Linked DNA regions of Homo sapiens: region 1 is linked to region 2. Evidence: chromatin loops called from intact Hi-C (ENCODE). Cell type or tissue: B cell. All regions are shown on one strand. Links, peaks and the distances in the headings refer to the core of each region. The heading gives the core; the rest is flanking DNA. Region 1 overlaps PRKCB (protein kinase C beta). Region 2 overlaps PRKCB (protein kinase C beta).

Region 1 (9,525 bases), core at 3,765-6,264, 54 kb after region 2:
AGTCCAGATATCTTTGCTCAAGCCCCAAACCCATGTATACAACTGCTTACTGGGTATTTACACTTGGGTTAAACCTCAACATATCTTACTGCAAAGTAAACTGACCAAGTATATTCACAGCAGCGTTGTTAGTAGGCCGAAAGGGGAAACAACTCAAATGCCTGTACACAGGAGACGGGATAAACATCAACAATGAGTGCCATTCAGCAATACAAAGAGACAAATTACCGATTTATGCAAAAACATGGATGCATTTCAAGAACATTTTGATGAGTGAAAGAAGCCAGGCACAAGAGTACACACTCTACAATGCTGTTCAGATGAAATTCAAGAACAGACAAAACTGACCTATGGGATAGAAACTGGAACAGAGATTGCCTTAGTGGCGGGGGTTGCGGGGGGCGTCGACTGGGAACTTTTGGAGGGTGATGGAAATGTTCCGCGTCTTGTTTGGGGTTTGGGTTACATGGGTGTGCACATTTGTCAAAATCTACAGAACTGTGCACGTGAGATTGGTGCACTTTGCGGTGCCCACCTCAAGTTTCAAAACATGAATAAAGAGAAAATGGCGGATGCTTTGTTAGCCATGGTTCCTATATGGTAACAGTGGAATATGCACCCCATGAGGGAGAAATAAACCTTGAAGTTTTAAGCTGCTGTGGGGAAGAGGGGATCTCAACATGCCTGAAATCACACCGGTCATCTCTGCCCACCCTCTTCCCCACACTTCCAAACTTGCTCCTCCTCCGCTTCTTCTCATCTCAGTGGAAACAACCAGCATCCTGCCAGTTGGTCAGAACAGAGGCTGGGGAGCTGTCCTTCATCTCCAATCTCCCTTCTCCCTTGCCCAATCTGCTACCCATCTGGGGTCAGTCTGTCTCCCAAATAGATCCACTTTGTTCAGTCTACACTGCAGACAACTGAGTCCATCATTTTTTTTTCTTTTAAGACAGGGTCTCCCTTTATCACTCAGGCTGGAGTGCAGTGGTGCAATCATGGCTCACTGCAACCTCCAACTCCTGGGCTCAGGGGATCCTCCCACCTCAGCCTCCCGCGTAGCTGGGACTACAGGCACACACCACCATGCCTGGCTCATCATTTCTCTCCTTGATAATGCAGTGACTTCCTAGTGATCACTCAGCCCACGTGCTGGGGGGTCTCCTCTCCACTCAGAGTGACCTGTTAAATATGTATGGTCATACCATAGCCCTGCTTCAAACCTTTCAAAGGCTGTCTGTCATGCTCATAGTCAGCCTGAATTTCTTAAGGTCCTTTCAACACTTTGTCTGCCTCCTGTGCCATATCTGCCTTGCATTTCATGATCCAGCCAGACGATGTTTCATTCCTTGAATGTGTCTTCCCCTCTGTTCCATAAATGCTGTTCCTGCTGCCAATACCAGTTTATCTACTTCAGCAACCCCAACATACCTTTTGGACACAGTATGGAGGACCCAATCCCAGCTAGAATGCACGTTTTTTCAGAGTATCTGTATCCATTTTGCCCTCTGATGTATCCTCAGCACCTAGAGGAGCACTTAGCATGTAGCAGGTACTCAACAAGAATTTTTGATTTGTTTGTTGGTTTGTTTATGACAGAGTCTTGCTCTGTTGCCCAGACTGGAGTGCAATACAGTGATCAGAGCTTACTGCAGCTTCCAACTCCTGGGCTTAAGGGATTCTCCTGCCTTAAGCCTCCCAAGTAGCTGGGACTACAGGCCCACTGCCACCATGTCCAGCTAATTAAACTTTTTTTTTGAGATAGGGTCTGGCTGTGTTGCCCAGGCTGGTCTTGAACTCCTGGCCTCAAGCAGTCCTGCCTCAGCCTTCCAAAGCTTTGTGATTACAGGCATCAGCCACCACATCCAGCCTCAATAAATGTTTTTTGAATGAATGAATGAATCTTCCCTGATATTCAAAACTTTGGAAAGATTTATTTTGCCTCTTTATCTTCAAAGCAACCAAATAATGCAACAATAATAATAGCTACCATTCACTGAGCATGTGTTGTGTGCCAGGAATGATACTAAGGACTCTGTGATACATCATTTCATGTCATCATCTCCATGTCTTGAAAAGGTGATGAATGTTTAGGAAGCTTCAATCACCAAATGCAAATTAAGTGCCTTCTCTGTGCCATACTCCTCTAGGTACCAGGGAAACAGTGGAAAGCAAAACAGACAAAATCCTTGCCATTGGGGAGCTTACATTCTGGTATAAGGAGAAAGATGATAAATTGGGAAACAAGTAAATATATGGTTTGTAAGATGGTGACAAGTGTTTTAGAGAAAATCAAGTAAGTAAGGCGGATGGAGATTGCTGAGAGCAATTTTATGTAGGGTGTTCAGGGAAGAGCCCTCTTATCAGAGGTGAGAGAGTTCTGGGGAAAGAGTGCTCTGAGCAGAGGGAACAGCAGGTGCAAAGGCCCTGGGGTAAGAGCATGTTTGGTGCATTCAGAGAGCAGCAAGGAGGCCAGTGCGGAAGTAGAAAGGAGGCTGAAATCAGAGGGGCTCAGTCATCTGTGGCCTTTGGCTTTTACTTTGAGAATAATGGGATGGTATATATATTGGGCAGAGGAATGTTATGACTTAACTGATGTATTCTGGGCCACACAGCTGATTCATGTCAGAGGATTCTACCACGAGGCTTTTTTTTTTTTTTTTTTTAGTGAGAGAGAGATGGGATCTCACTCTGTCACCCAGGCTGGTGGGCAGTGGTGTGATTATAGCTCACAGCAGCCTCTAACTCCTGGGCTAAAGCAGTCCTCCCACCTTGGCCTCCCAGGTAGCTGGGATGACAGGTGCACACCACCTTGCCTGGCTAACTTTCTTTATTTTTGTAGAGACAGGGTCTTGTTATGTTGCCCAGGCTGTTCTCAAACTTCTATCCTCAATCGAATCTCCTGTCTCAGCATCAAAAAGTGTTGGAATTGCAGGTGTGAGCCACTGTGCCCAGCCACACATGAGCTTTTAACTCCACAGTTTTCTCTCTGCTAAACGTGAATCCAGTAACGAAGTCCTGGCAGCTGCAGGTCTCCCACTCATGGCTTCCAGTTTTTGCCTCATTCCAAAGCACCTGCTGCCACTCTGAGCCCCATTCCACAGCTCATGGCAAGGAGTCCCTCTCCCATTGCACTGAGGACACACGTGGCCCTCACTCATCCATTTATGCAACAAATATTTAGTTGGGAACTATACTAGTTGTCAGGAAAACCATGGAGAATGAGAAATATTCCGTGTCCACAACAGTCTCCAATTTATTGGAAGGAAACAAGTGAACAGGCAGTTATCCTCCAGTATTTATGGGAAGAGAAGTGGATGAAGGAAGAAAATCAGAGGAGAACCTAGTGCAGACAGAGAGAATCGATGAGGGCTTCCCTGAGCCATGAAAATGTGAACCCCAAGCTGGGTTGCTGAAGGGGAGAGAATAGCCATTTGTACCACAGTAGCAGCAGCAGGTGCAAAGGCCCTGTGGTTGGAGGGGCCTGGGACATCCAGGGGAGTGAAAGGAGAATGAAGCTACATTGCAGAGAAGAAGCACCCTAGCAATGATGGAGCTGGAAAGCCAGGTAGGGCCTAAACACACAAGTCCATGAAAGCACCTCGATCTTTACCCTGAAAATGATGGGATGCCACTGAGACATTTTAAGCAGGAGGGGACTTGGTTGGATGAGAGGCTCACTGTGGTTGTGTGTGAAACCCAGTGTAAGGGAAATCACTGTGCCTTGTGCAGGTGAGAGATGATGGCAGGTAGTGATGGTTGAGATGGAAAGAAGTAGATGAATTCTAGAGACAGCTGGGAGGAAAGAAATGACAGTTCTGGTTATGGTTGAGACATGAGGGATAAAAGAAAGATGGAGTTGCAAAGGATGTCCGACAGGTTTCAGGCTTGTGGAGTGATGCATGGCTATGCTTTTCATGGGGACAGGGTGCCGGAGCTGCAGGAACTACAGCTTCCCATTGTGTGCCTGTGCCTTCCTACAAGATCGTCCTCAAACCCTGAGCATGTTTTCTGTGTGCTTCCTTTTTGCAGAGGGCCAAGATCAGTCAGGGAACCAAGGTCCCGGAAGAAAAGACGACCAACACTGTCTCCAAATTTGACAACAATGGCAACAGAGACCGGATGAAACTGACCGATTTTAACTTCCTAATGGTGCTGGGGAAAGGCAGCTTTGGCAAGGTATGGTATGATTTGGTGGCTCCACCTGCTTTGGAAGGAACATCTAACAACACAGGCACATTTGCTGTTCCTATGGGACGGACGTCCTAGTGGGAGAGAGAGTAAGAAGTAAATAGAGCCACACTACACTTTGTAATGAATACCATGAAGGAAATGAATGGAGTGCTGTGTCACAAACAAAAAGGCGACCCTTTCAGTCTGAGGAGGTGACACATATACTGAGACCTGGATGATGAGAAAGAACTAGCTATGCTTTCAAAGAGCTAGGAAAGAATGTTCTCAGAAGAGAGCAAGTGCAAAAGTTCCAAGGTGGGGACAGGCTGGGTGCATCCTAGGAACCATCAGAAGGTGTTGGGGCAAAATGTCACTAGCAGAAGGAGGTATAGGACGTGATGTTGCAGAGATAAGCAGGGCCCAAGGATGCAAACCTTATAAGCTACAATGAGGAGTTTGGGTTTCACTCACAGTGCAGCGGGGAGCCATTGAACCTTTTTAAGCAGATTAGTGACACGATCGGATTTGCCTTTTGGAAAAGATCACTCTGACAGCCAAGAATGGAAACGGTTCCTTTCAAACAGTTGCACAGTGGAAGGATGACCCTGGGACTCATACAGTGTTTCTGGACGCTTTTATAGATACTGCGAGATGCTGTTTTACTGAAGTTGAGATTGTGTTATAAGTATTTCTGACTCATTTAGTGTTGTTTTGGGGTTTTTAGTCTCTTTGCGTGCCACAAAGATGTCTAGCATAAATCTCATACCATGAACTCAGGTGTGCAAAAAATATAAATTTCTTTTCCATCTATGTAACGTAAGCCAAAAACCTGGGAGTTATCCCTGAGCTTCCCTCTTTCCTGTATTCCCACTGTTCCTGGCCACCGCCCCCCACAGCCATGTACAATGCATTGGCGAATTCTGACAGTTCCTTCAAAGTATATCATGTATTCACTAACTTCTCTTCATCTCTCTAATACCACCCAAATCTAATCATTAATATCACCTGGATAACTGCAGAAACTCCTCAGTGGTTTCTCAATCCCAATCTTGTTACCTATAATTAATCCCAATCCCAATCTTTTTTACCTATAATTAATCGTTACCTATAATTAATTGCAATCCCAATCTTGTTACCTATAATTAATCGTTACCTATAATTAATTGCAATCCCAATCTTGTTACCTATAATTAATTTACTTTCTACTTCGTAGCCGTAATAATTTTTTAAAGCTTACATTAGGTCAAGGGGCTCCCCTGCTTAAGACCCTCCAATGACTTTCCATCCAATTAGAAGCAATTCTATGTTACATCCTTAGCTTGTATCACCCTTTATCATCTGGCCCTTGTTCTCTGTGTGACTTCCTTTCTTCTTTCTCCTCCCCATCACCCACTGTGCTCTGGCCACAACATCAGCTCTTGGGTCACTGAAACACACAAAGCTCCTTCCTCCCTTAGAGGCTTTGTGATTCAGCTCCTTTTGCTGTTTGCAAGGCCGGCTGCTTCCTGCAATTCACATCTCAACTTAGACGCCACTTCTTCTGAAAAATCTTCCCCAACTACCCACTGAAAAGTTGCCGCTCATTCACTGTCCATTATGTTTAACTCTCTCATGGCACCCATCACTGAGCAATGCTTTTCTTGTGTCCTTGTTGATTTTTTCTCTCTTCCCTTTCTAAGGTCTAAGCTCCACAAGAGTAGGGATCTTCTCCGTCGTGGTCGCCACTGTGATTTCAGAGCCTAGGGATGGAATTCATTCAGTGCCCAGATTGAATGCGTGGATTCTCTCTGTCTGTGGGTGGCAAGGGCATCCACTGAGATGGACTAAGGGATCTGAAATGATGGCTCAAAGTCTGAAGAGCTTCAGCATGGGATGGGAATAGAGAGTAAGGGCAGCCAGTAAGATGGCCCATCCAGTCCCTAAGGTTGGGAATAGGCAGTTGGCAGTGGTCCACAACGTTGTATGGTTTTTACCAGCAGCTCTGAGTATCCCTGGGGTGGAGATGGAGAAGGAGATGGTGGATTTGAACTAAGCGTGGGATTAGTAGAATCAGTGAACTAGAAGATTATGGAAGAAAGAGAGTTAAGGATTCTGGGAAGAGAGATGTCCACTGCAGATCCACAGAGCCTGTACCAAGTGCTCAAGAAAAGCATGTTGAATACATGAATGAAAATGGTATCTAGATTGGGTTGGGGAAGATGTCTAGCATAAAGAGGGTCATCACCTGGGTGGGAAAAAGGGAGTTTAGAAGTCTAAGGATGAAAAAAAAATAGATGAGGTCAAGATACGTAAAATGTTAGGAAGAATTGAGGCATTGAGATTTCAAACATGGAGCAGTTTCTCTGATGATGAGGAAGAAAGTGGCCTAAATAAAGAAGAGGTTCTAATAAGCTGAGTTTTTACAAATTAAATGAGCACTTTTTTTTTCTTTTTGAGATAGAGTCTCACTCTCTTGTCCAGGCTGGAATGTAGTGGTGCATTACGGTTCACTGCAGCCTCGACATGCTGGACTCAAGCAGTCCAGCTCCTACCCAAGTTCACATCTTTCTCTGACCCCCAAATAACTGCATGCACCACCATGCCTGGCTAATTTTTGTTTTTGTTTTTTTGAATCAGAATCTTACTCTGTTGCCCAGGCTGGAGTGCAATGGCGCCATCTCGGCTCACTGCAACCTCTACCTCCAGGGTTCAAGTGATTCTCCTGCCTCAGTCTCGCGCTCGGCTAATTTTTGTAGTTTTTAATAGAGACAGGGTTTCACCATGTTGACCAGGCTGGTCTTGAACTCCTGACCTCATGTGATCCGTTCGCCTCGGCCTCCTAAAGTGCTGGGATTACAGACATGAGCCACCGCACCTGACCTAATTTTTGTATTTTTTTGTAGAGACATGGTCTCACTATGTTTCCCAGGCTGCTCAAGTACTTATAAGCTCAAGCAATCATCCTGCCGTGGCCTCAGAAAGTGCTAGGATTACAGGTGTGAGCCACCGCACCTGTCCTAAATTATATATATATATGCTTTCTTTTTTCCTTTTTTTTTTTTTTTTTTGAGACGGTGTTTCTCTCTTGTTGCCCAGGCTGGAGTGCAATGGCACAATCTCAGCTCACCGCAACCTCCGCCTCCCAGGTTCAAGTGATTCTCCTGCCTCAGCCTTTTCGAGTGGCTGGCATTACAGGCACGCGCCACCACGCCCAGCTAATTTTCCACTTTTAGTAGAGACGGGGTTTCTCCATGTTGGTCAGGCTGGTCTTGAACTCCTGACCTCAGGTGATCTGCCTGCCTCAGCCTCCCAAAGTGCTGGGATTACAGGTGTGAGCCACCACGCCCGGCCATGATATTCTTAATAAGCAATGCATTCACATGATTCATCATTAAGATTATATTAAAAGGATAAACACTGAGAAGTCCTGCTCCTACCCAAGTTCACGTCTTTCTCTGACCACTTACTGCTACTGCTTTCCCTATGTGAACACTTTTATTCAGTTAATTTGCGTCTTTCCAGTCCCCCTGAGCTAATTTAACATTTTTTATTCTTGTCCTTATTAACTCAAAAGTTCATGTACTACGCCTGTTTTTGATCACTTAACAAAACAGACGAGAGGATGTTTGATGGAGGATTGGAAGTTCTGGAGAGTCCCATGGAAAGGATTGGGGTTGGGGGGTAGTGGGTGGAGTCGTAGGAGAATGAATCACTGGGGAGCAATGAGAGAATAGATCATATGTCTCCATGGAAACTGTTATAATAATTGAGAACTCTGTTCCAGACTGGAGATATAGCATCAGATAAATCATAGATGAAAACAACAGTAAGTCATGAAAGCAAAGTAGAATAACAAACACCTCTATGATCCTTTAAAACAGAGTAATCCTTTGCAACTCTAGTGTTGCCAACTAGGGTTGTAAATTAATGCAGGTTTTATATTTGAATTCCAACTTTGAACATTTTGCAGTCTGGTTAGGTATATAGATCAATCTCCATAAACAGAAGAACACAGCTGCAGTGATTTGCTCTTCCCCTTCGAAAGATGAAAGTGATGGGGCTTTGGGGTAATCTGTTTCCACCTCCCTTAACCCAGGAAAACAAAACAAAACAAAACAAAACATGTTTTTAAACCCTAATGGCCAGGTGCGGTGGTTTGCGCCTGTAATCCCAGCACTTTGGGAGGCCAAGGTGGGCAGATCACAAAGTCAGGAGTTCGAGGCCAGCCTGGCCAATATGGTGAAACCCTGTCTCTACTAAAAATACAAAAATTAGCCGGGCATGGTGGCAGGCGCCTGTATTCCCAGCTACTCAGGAGGCTGAGGCAGGAGAATCGCTTGAACCGAGGAGGCGGAGGTTGCAGTGAGCCGAGATCGTGCCACTGCACTCCAGCCTGGGTGACAGAGCAAGACACTGTCTCAAACAACAACAACAACAACAGCCCCACTAATAATTTGTGGGGCAACTAGGGAATGGCACAAGCCTTTTGGTAAGCCCTGTAAAAATGAAACAAGGCAGGAAGCAATGGTGAAGGACATTGAATTTCAAATGTGTAAGCCCGTTTCAAAATCTTTCAAAAGAAGAAAACTGTGGAGAGTTTGTTTTTTTAAACAGGCAGAAGTGTTTACCTGGAAGGGCTATCTTACCAAAGCAGGGCCTGTTGGCATGGCTGGCTTACTCGGAGGTAGATGCCTTCTAGGACTTTTAATACAGAGCATTCAAACGTGTCATTCACGTTTAAAAATTATTTTATTTCTCAACTTTTATTTTAGATACAGAGGGTACATGCGCAGGTTTGTCACATGGGTATATTGTACCCAGGTAGTGAGCATAGTACCCAATAGGTGGTTTTTCATTTAGTGCTTAATGGTGCTTAGAATTTTATCCTTAACTGTCTGTTTTTATAATGCCTTGAAACTTTGAGTTTTGCCAACGTCTTTCAAGAATTGAACTTTGAATGATTGCTGGAGTCAAAATTATGCTGCATATATATAAATTGGGCAGATTTGTACCGTCCGGATTGATGATACAAGCTTACCTTATAAAGTAAATACAGCAAATACTTGATCAAGTATATACACAGCACAAGGATAACTCTTTATATTATAAACGTGATTCCTCTAACCCTAATGTGCTGCCATAATAAACATGCATTAAATATTTAATGAATGCTAATACTGTGTGTCTTCTGAGATTTCATATGTGCTCATGGTAATGATTTGTATGATCCACGTCTTTAAAAAATAGTATGCAGGAAAGTTTGAATGGAGGCTTTCTTGTTCTCTTATACCCCTGACTCTTGCCTATGGATGGAACTGAGCTAATGTACGTGAGTTGAGATGGGATCAGGGGGTTAGAAAGGAGCTGGGGGAGGCA
Region 2 (8,695 bases), core at 3,059-5,558:
GTACTGGTCAAGTATCTGGTAGAATGTCCATCCACTTGGGAATTATTGTATGTTTAATTCTAAAGCTTTCATTTGCTTTATTTAGTTATTTTGAGACAAGGGTCTTGCTCTGTCACCCAAGCTGGAGTGCAGTGGCACAATCATCACTCATTGCAGCCTTGAACTCCTGGCCTCAAGCAATCTTCCCACCTCAGCCTCCTGAGAAGCTGGGACCACAGGTGCATGCCACTGAGCTTGGCTAATTTTTAAAAATTTTTGTAGAGATGAGGTCTCGCTGTGTTGCCCCAGGCTGGTCTTGAACTCCTGGCCTCAAGTGATCACCCCTCCTCAGCCTCCTAAAGTGTTGGGATTACAGGTGTGAGCCACTGTACCCAGTCAGTTTCTTTTTTGTAACCAATAGTTCTCTGGTGAAACTTTCCACATTGTCATCCTTTCTCCCTTCTTTTAAACATCTTAATAAGTTATTTTAAAGTTCATGTTTGATAATTCCAGTGTCTGAATCACCCATGGATCTGCCCTCTTGTCTGTTTTTTTAAAATTTTTTAGACGGGATCTTATTCTGTCACCTAGGCTGGAGTGCAGTGGTGCAATCATAGCTCGCTGCAGCCTCTACCTCCTGGGCTCAAGCAATCCTCCCACCTCAGACTCCTGAGTAGCTGGGACTATAGATGTGTATCACCACACCCCACTAATGTTTGTATTTTTGTAGAGATGGGGTTTTACTATGTTGTCCAGGCTGGTCTTGAATTCCTGAGCTCAAGCCGTCTGCCCATGTTTGCCTGTCAAAGTGCTGAGATTACAGGCATGCATCACCACGCCTAGGTGTTTTTTGCTTCTGGTCCTATTTCTTGGCATGTTTGGAAGTTTTGTTTGAATTTCAGATGATTCCTTGCTAAATTAGAAAGCTGTTGGACAGGTGTGGTGGCTCATGCCTGTAATCTCAGCACTTTGGGAGGACAAGGTGGGTGGATCATCTGAGATCAGGAGTTTGAGATCATCCTGGCCAACATAGTGAAGCCCCATCTCTACCAAAAATACAAAAATTAGCCTGGCATGGTGGCACATGCCTGTAATCCCAGCTACTGGGGAGGCTGAGGCACGAGAATCACTTGAACCTGGGAGGCGGAGGTTACAGTGAGCCTGGGTGACAGAGCGAGACTCCGTCTCAAAAAAAAAAAAAAAAAAGAGAGAGAGAGAGAGCTGAGGAAGAGGTTATTTTCCATGCAGGTTGGGGTCACCCTTCTGGTGGTGATCGAGCTCACTGTGTGCTGGTTTATAGCCTTCGTAAGGTTTGTTCTATTTCTGGTTCATTTCCACTCCTATGGTGTAGAGGTTTCCAACTCTGAGGCTGAAGACTTGCCAGGGCCCTCCTTTTAACTGGGTCCTGAACCCCAATTTTTGTTTCTCTAGCACCATAAGCCTGACAAAACCTCTCAGCTGATTTCTGTTTTGTGTCTCAACCTCTGCAGTGTGATTGGTAGAGACTCAAGAGAAAAATCAATGCCTAGCGTTGAGTTCACTTCTCTGCTCTTCCCCTCCCACTATGATTTGGCCCCTCAAGTCCTGCCTTCCCTGGAAGCTTTGATTCCTAGCCCCAAGAATAAGCTTCAAGCTCTGGTGGCCTCCCTCCTTCTTAGCAGGTGCCCTCTGTCTAGCTTCTTAGTCCTTTGCCCTGTGTTGAGAATTGATTTATGGCCCAAAGGAAAAAAAAAAAAAAACCACACACAGAATATTGGACTTATCTTAATTCTAATTCCTTCAAAATTCCAGTTTCTTGAAAAATATTTTTTATCTGGCTTTTATAGTTGCTCTCAGTGGGAGAGCTACTTTATCATTGCCCCAAGTGGTATGATATTAAATAAAAATATAAAATACAAAATAGATTTAGAGTGGTATAATTATGTAAAAATTGAATGTTAACATGGAAAAAGACCAGAAGGTGAATATACAAATGAAAGCATTTATTTAATTTTGGGATAAGATCTAAGGTAATATTTGTTTGGTTCAGAAAATTATTTTTAAAGAAGGGTGTTGTGAGCATCAGTGATAGAGTGAGGAATCCTCATTTCTTTCAGATCCTGGTAGGGGACCCTGAGAACTTTGGGGAGTGAAGATAGTGAAGTAAAGGTTGCTAAGCATTCTGCTAGAACACTATGGAGACAGCGATATAAAATAAGAGCCAATAATAACAAAGTAGCACATAGTGAATGTTTACCATATGCCAGACATTCTATTAATTTATAATGATTGTAACATTCCTATGAGCCAACATCCTTATCATTAGCCCCATTTTTTAAACAAGGAGACTGAGTTACCGAGAAGTTAGGTAACTTTCAGGTCACAAAGCTGCTCTATGGCAGAGCTGATCTGCCAGGATCTCTGGGTTTAAGCTCCTCACCATCACACTTGACTAATTTGGTATAGAAAGTGGCTTTAGATCAGATAAGGGTACATGAAATGCAGGAGGTGCCGTGTTAGAGGACAGTTTGGTCCAGTCCCCATGTCCTGGGGCAAATGAAGCAGATGGCCTCAGAACAGCCTGTTTTTAAATCATGTAAGACTGACTTCTTTCAGCTGCTGGATTCCTGCCTCCCAGAGTGAGACGTTGAAGTTTGGCCCGGAAGAGGCTGAGCACTGGGGACGAGCAGTGCTGTGCTGTGTATAGAGTGCTTAAAACAGTGCCTGGGTCTGAGCGTGGTGGCTCATGCCTGTAATCCCACCTCTTTGGGAGGCCATGGTGGGAAGATTGCTTGAGCCCAGGAGTTTGATTTCAGCCTGCAACATAGTGAGACCCCATTTCTACAAAAAATTTTAAGAAGTAGTCAGGCATGGTCGTACACCTGTAGTCCCAGCTACTTGGGAGGCTGAGGTGGGAGGATCACTTGAACCCCAAAGGTTGAGGCTGCAGTGAGTCGTGATTGCACTACTGTACTCCAGCCTGAGTAACAAAGCAAGACTTTGTATCAAAACAAAACAAACAAAACAAAACAGTGCCTGGCATATAGTATGTGCTCAATAAAAGTTGTCATTGTTATTGTCATGACATCATCAGAGCCTAGAACAAATCACAAAACCTGTATATTCTCTCTGGGCTGGAGGTCTTAAGATTCTTCTCCATTCCCAACGGGTACTCCCGAGATGACGTGATTCATGGCCATTCCTTCCTTCCTTCAGTGTGTGGCTCACACTGTGCTGGGCTATGGCGTCACCACTGTCAATACGACAAATAAATGGATAATTACAGCAAAGTGTTAGGACTGCTGTGCCAGACACGAGTGCAAGGTGTCCTGGGCAACCAGGGAAGGGACGTTAACTTACACTGGGATTGGGGCCCTGTGATGGTAAGCTTTTCATCTTGCAGGAAACCAGGGGATTTTTTTTTTTTTTTTTTTGAGACAAGGTCTTGCTCTGTCGTCCAGGCTGGAGTGCAGTGGCACGATCTTGGCTCACTGCAACCTCTGCCTCCTGGGTTCAAGCGATTCTTGTGCCTCAGTCTCCCAAGTAGCTGGGATTACAGGCATGTGCCATCACTCTTGGCTAATCTTTGTATTTTCAGTAGCGACGGATTTTTGCCATCTTGGCCAGGCTGGTCTCAAACTCCTGACCTCAAGTGATTCGCCTGCCTCAGCCTCCCAAAATGCTGGAATTACAGGCATGAGCCGTTGCGCCCGGCCTTGAAACCAGGGAATTTAATGACATTTAAAAATCATTTATTAAGTATATATGAAATATATAGAAAATAGTATCCCAGGCACCTAATAGAACAGAATAATAATAATGACTAGGAGTTGTTGAGTGTAAAATAGGTTGCAGTCATTACAACGCATATAATAGCATGAAGTATATAGCTCCTCAGCCCTCTCAGCCATCTTATGAGGGAACACTGTTGCTATTCTCATATTACAGATGAGGAAACTGAGGCTCAGAGAGGTTAAGTAATCCTCCAAGCCTCCGCAGCCAGGAAGTGGTATCACTTTGAACTCAAACTCAGGTCTGTTTGATCCTGAGGCCAAGCCCTTGGCCAGAAAAATTAGGAAGTCATAGTCCCTTCCCTTAAGGAGCTCTATTTAATATAGCAGAACAAGTAAAGCAAGTACATATCTCTCTAAAGTATACTGTGTCACTGAAGATAAGAAAGGAAGAAATCCTGTGATGGGTCAGATGAAGTCAGGAAAGGCTTCTGGGAAGAGGTGGCCTTATAGATCTAACTAGAAGGATGAATGAGCTTTGGGCCAAAGGCAAGGGAGGGAACCATCTGGACAAAGGGTAGTTAGTACACACTGTGACCTGAAGAGGGAGCTCAAAGCCCCCCTCCACTCCAGGGCTGATGTGAGGATGTGAGTTAAGGACTTGGATGCTGCTCTTGGGGCTTTCAGAGATAGGGGAGGAGCTTAATGACCTCGTCTTCATGATATACCCTAAGCATTCTCTCTTGGCTTTCCATTTGAGACTTACTCTGCCTTCAGACCTCTCAGAACTCTGCATATCTGGTATGGTAAGAGGAGCCTGAGCTACCTCTTCTCTGCATTGCCTTGAAAACAAAACATGGCCGGGCACGATGGCTGACGTCTGTAATCCTAGCACTTTGAGAGGCCAAGGCGGGTGGATCGCTTGAGCTCAGGAGTTTGAGACTAGCCTGGGTAACATGGTGAGACCCTGTCTAAAAAAAAAAAAAAAAAAAAAAAAAAGACAAACAGGACTGGGGAAAAGGAATAAGAGGAGCCCGTCCAACCTTCCAATTTCCACCAATTTTAATGTGGATCCAGAATTGAGAATGCTAGTCTAGCTCAACTCAACAGGGCCAGTGGTTCTACTTGTGATTGGGGGTAAAGGTCCTAGGGTAGTAAAGAGAGTGAGTACCTGCCTGGCTTGTCCGCTCTGCACATGTCTCTGGGCAGTAGCTGTGGGATGTGGTCCTGGACACTAGATCCCATCTGTCTCCTCCTATGGAGGCAGGATCTTACAGGGAACAGCCGGCAGCCAAGGCTAGCTGGAGTCTGGCCTACACCATATAAGGAGATGGTGCAGGAAAGGCTGAAAGTTATGGTGGGGGCCGAAGAGGGCGTTGAGTTGCAGTAACCATGCCCAAGCCTTTGTGGAGTTAATGATCACAGTGGACACATTCTGGAGGGGTCGTCGGCATCACTGGGCCCTGCTCCAGGATCTCAGCAAGGATGTTATTATTATCATGAGGGTGCCCAATTCAGTTTGCTACTTGTTTATGGGCTGATTGCAATTTGGATAGAGTTTAACCCCCACCCCACCCCCGCCTTTTGTTTTTAAAAATTTGCTGAGGTGAAATTCACATGACTTAAAATGATCTGTTTTAGAGTGAACAGTTCAGCGGCATTTAGTACATGCACAGTGTTGTGCAACCACCACTGCTATTTAGTTCCAAAACATTTCCATCATTCCAAAATAAAGCCCCATACTGATTAAGCAGTGACTACCCATCCCTGCCTTCTCCCAGCCCCTGGCAACCATCAATCTGCTTTTGTTTTTAATTTTTTTGAGACAGGGTGTTTCTCTGTCACCCAGGCTGGAGTGCAGTGGTACGATCATAGCTCACTGCAGCCTGGAACTCCTGAGCTCAAGCAATCCTCCCACATCAGCCTCCTAAGTAGCTGGGACTGTAGGCATGCACCACCATGCTCAGATAATTATTATTTTTATTTTTTATAAAGATGGGGGTCTCCAACTCCTGGCCTCAAGTGATCCTCCCACCTCAGCTTCCCAAAGAGTTGGGATTACAGGTGTAAGCCACCACAACCAGCCAATCTGCTTTCTTTAACTCTCTCTTTCTCTCTCTCTCTCTTTTTTTTTTGAGATGGAGTTTCCCTCTTGTCACCCAGGCTGGAGTGCAATGGCATGATCTCTGCTCACTGCAACCTCTGCCTCCTGGGTTCAAGCAATTCTCCTGCCTCAGCCTCCCAAGTAGCTGGGATTACAGGCCTGTGCCACCAGACCGAGCTAATTTTTGTATTTTTAGTAGAGACGGGGTTTCACCATGTTGGCCAGGCTGATATCGACCTCCTGACCTGAGGTGATCCACCCGCCTCAGCCTCCCAAAGCACTGGGATTACATGTGTGCGCCACGCACCTGGCCTAACTCTCTCTCTCTTTTTAAGGCTGTTTAAAAATGAAACTATTCAGTAGCTCAAGTATACCTTACTGTAAAGAGGAAGTATTTATGCAGTGCTCAGTCATCTTGATCAGAGATGATTATCAAAACATCAAAATATCTCTATGCCAGCTGGCAACTAAGAAATACCACCAGATGTCCTCTGCCTCTCTGGCCTTGTTAGTTTCTTCTCCAAGAGCCCTTGGATGTGATCTGATAATGAAAAGGTGAATGTCTAGTTCAGTGGGAGCCTTCACATCTACCCCAGGGCTTTGGCTGTCTCCAATCTGATGGATAAACCGCTTGCTAAATATTTTGACTATCAGCCCTGTGATTAAGGTCAGGATTAGAACTGTTGTATTTGTAAGAACCTCTCCTAAAGATGGCCTCCCATTGCCCACCTGTTTGAATCCTACCTGCCTTAAACATTTTTGCCATTTTTATTTATTTCTTAGAAACAGGATCTTGCTCTGTCTCCCAGGCTGGAGTACGGTGGTACAATGTTGGCTCATTGCAGCCTCAGACTCCTGGGCTCAAGTGATCCTCCCGCCTCAGCCCCTTGAGTTACTGGGACTACAGGCGCATGCCACCATGTCTGGCTAATCGTGAAAATTGTTTTTGTAGAGACAAAGTCTTGCTATGTTGCCCAGGCTAATCTCAAATTCCTGGCCTCAAGTGATCCTCCCTCCTTGACCTCTCAAATTGCTGGGATTACAGGTGTGAGCCATTGCGCCTGGCCGGTTTTTTAAATGTCTCAGTCTAAAGTTCAATATTCATCCCCTAGCCCCTAAGCCATGTTTTTAACACCTCGATAAACGATGTGCTGACTTTACCTAAAATGTGTCCAGTATTCCTTCTGAGATGGAAAGATGCTATTTTGGGGGTAAATATGTTGATCTTTTCCAGAAGGAGTCCAAGACAGCTGATGATAGCTTTTGCTTGTTCTCTATAGAAGAGCAAGTGATGGCCGGGCGTGGTGGCTCACGCCTGTAATCCCAACACTTTGGGAGGCCGAGGCAGGCGGATCACGAGGTCAGGAGATCGAGACCATCCTGGCTAACATGGTGAAACCCCGATACAAAAATATTAGCCGGGCGTGGTTGGTGGCGGGCGCCTGTAGTACCAGCTGCTGGGGAGGCTGAGGCAGGAGAATGGCATGAACTCAGGAGGTGGAGCTTGCAGTGAGCCGAGATCATGCCACTGCACTTCAGTCTGGGTGACAGAGCAAGACTCCATCTCAAAAAAAAAAAAAGAAGAGCAAGTGATGTGTTTAAGACACACCTCGAAGCTACTGCCATAGAATGTGTGACCATGGTTATGGATTTCATAAGGGGCACCCTAAGAGGGAAAAATAATCTGACCCAGATGGATCTTCCGAGGCACTGTGATGTCGTGCCTAAGAGTGCAGCCTTGGGAGGAAGACAGAGAGGGTTCAAATCCCGCTCTACTGTTATCAGCTCTCTGTATACCTTGGACAAGTCACTCAACCCCCTCAGCTGTCAGGTTCCACATCAGTAAAATGGGGAAAACAGTAACACTCACATCATAAGGTTCTTGTAAGGATTCAATGAGATAATTCATGTGCAGTCCTTAGAATAGTGCTTGGCTCATATAGTAAGAGCTCATTCACCGTCAACTATTATTATTTAATCTATTTTCTATCATATTTTGGAATAAAACATTTTGGCTTACTAAAAAAGAACAAAAAGAACATGTATTTAAAATCAGTAGGCAACAGTGAGTCAGTGAGGATGTTCTGAGAGTAGGAATGACATGATAAGATCTGCGTTCTGGGAAGATTAATTTGTCTGAAGCTTATAGGGTGACCTGAAAGGAGACGAGGAGGGGAGGGAAATCTGTAAGGAGGCTGATGCAACGGTCTAAGCTGCTTTGTGCAATATGGCAGCCACTAGCCACGTGGGGCTGTTTAAATTTAAATTAACGAGCTTGGCCTGGTGGCTCACACCTGTAATCCCAAAACTTTGGGAGGCCAAGGTGGAAGGATTGCTTGAGGCCAGGAGTTTGAGACCAATCTGAGCAACATAGCAAAAACTTGCCTCTACAAAAAATAAAGTTAGCCAAATGTGGTGGGATATGCCTATAGTCCCAGCTACTCGGGAGGCTGAGGCAGAAGGCTCACATGAGCCCAAGAGGTTGAGACTACAGTGAGTCATGATTGCACCACGCACTCTAGCCTGGGTGACAGAACAAGACCCTATCTCAAAAAAAAAAAAAAAAAATTTAATTAAAGAAAATTAAATAAAATGCAAAACTCAATTTTTCCAACACAATAGCCACATTTCAGGTATTCAGTGGCCTCATGTGGCTAGTGGTTACTATACTGGACATCAAACACTTCCATTATTTTAGAAAGTTCTATTGGACAGTGTAACTGTAATAGGTTCACTGCCCAATGCATGCAGCAAGTCAATACACTAAGCCACTGAGTTGCAGCAGAGAAACAGGTTTAATTGTAGGGAAGAGACAGGAGGAAACCTCAAATCCATCTCCCAGAGGAGTCTGGGGCTAGGATTTTTAAGGGTTTTGCAGTGGGCTGAAGTGTGGAGATTGTTG

The links. Peaks named below come from ENCODE experiments on the same cell type or tissue, not always from the same donor. Only the 100,000 strongest peaks of a DNase experiment are listed, where the experiment ranks them.
Region 1: a loop joins it to region 2, with 1.9 times the contacts of the local background. A loop is called at or near these places in 2 of 110 quality-filtered maps.

Annotation. Positions count from the first base shown.
Region 1 is chr16:24,119,806-24,129,330 of GRCh38, forward strand. PRKCB (protein kinase C beta) reads left to right here. Exons shown (of 17, transcript NM_002738.7): 9 at 4,030-4,176. Among named protein-coding and RNA genes, the nearest start is that of MIR1273H, 79 kb to the right of the region's middle. In B cell, for the core only: no CTCF peak of the experiment used is centred there; no DNase peak of the experiment used is centred there.
Region 2 is chr16:24,066,775-24,075,469 of GRCh38, forward strand. The region is part of intron 5 of PRKCB (protein kinase C beta); the gene reads left to right. Among named protein-coding and RNA genes, the nearest start is that of MIR1273H, 130 kb to the right of the region's middle. In B cell, for the core only: CTCF peaks have their summits at 4,263 (motif pointing right) and 4,465; a DNase peak (open chromatin) is centred at 4,317; H3K27ac peaks cover 1,786 bases.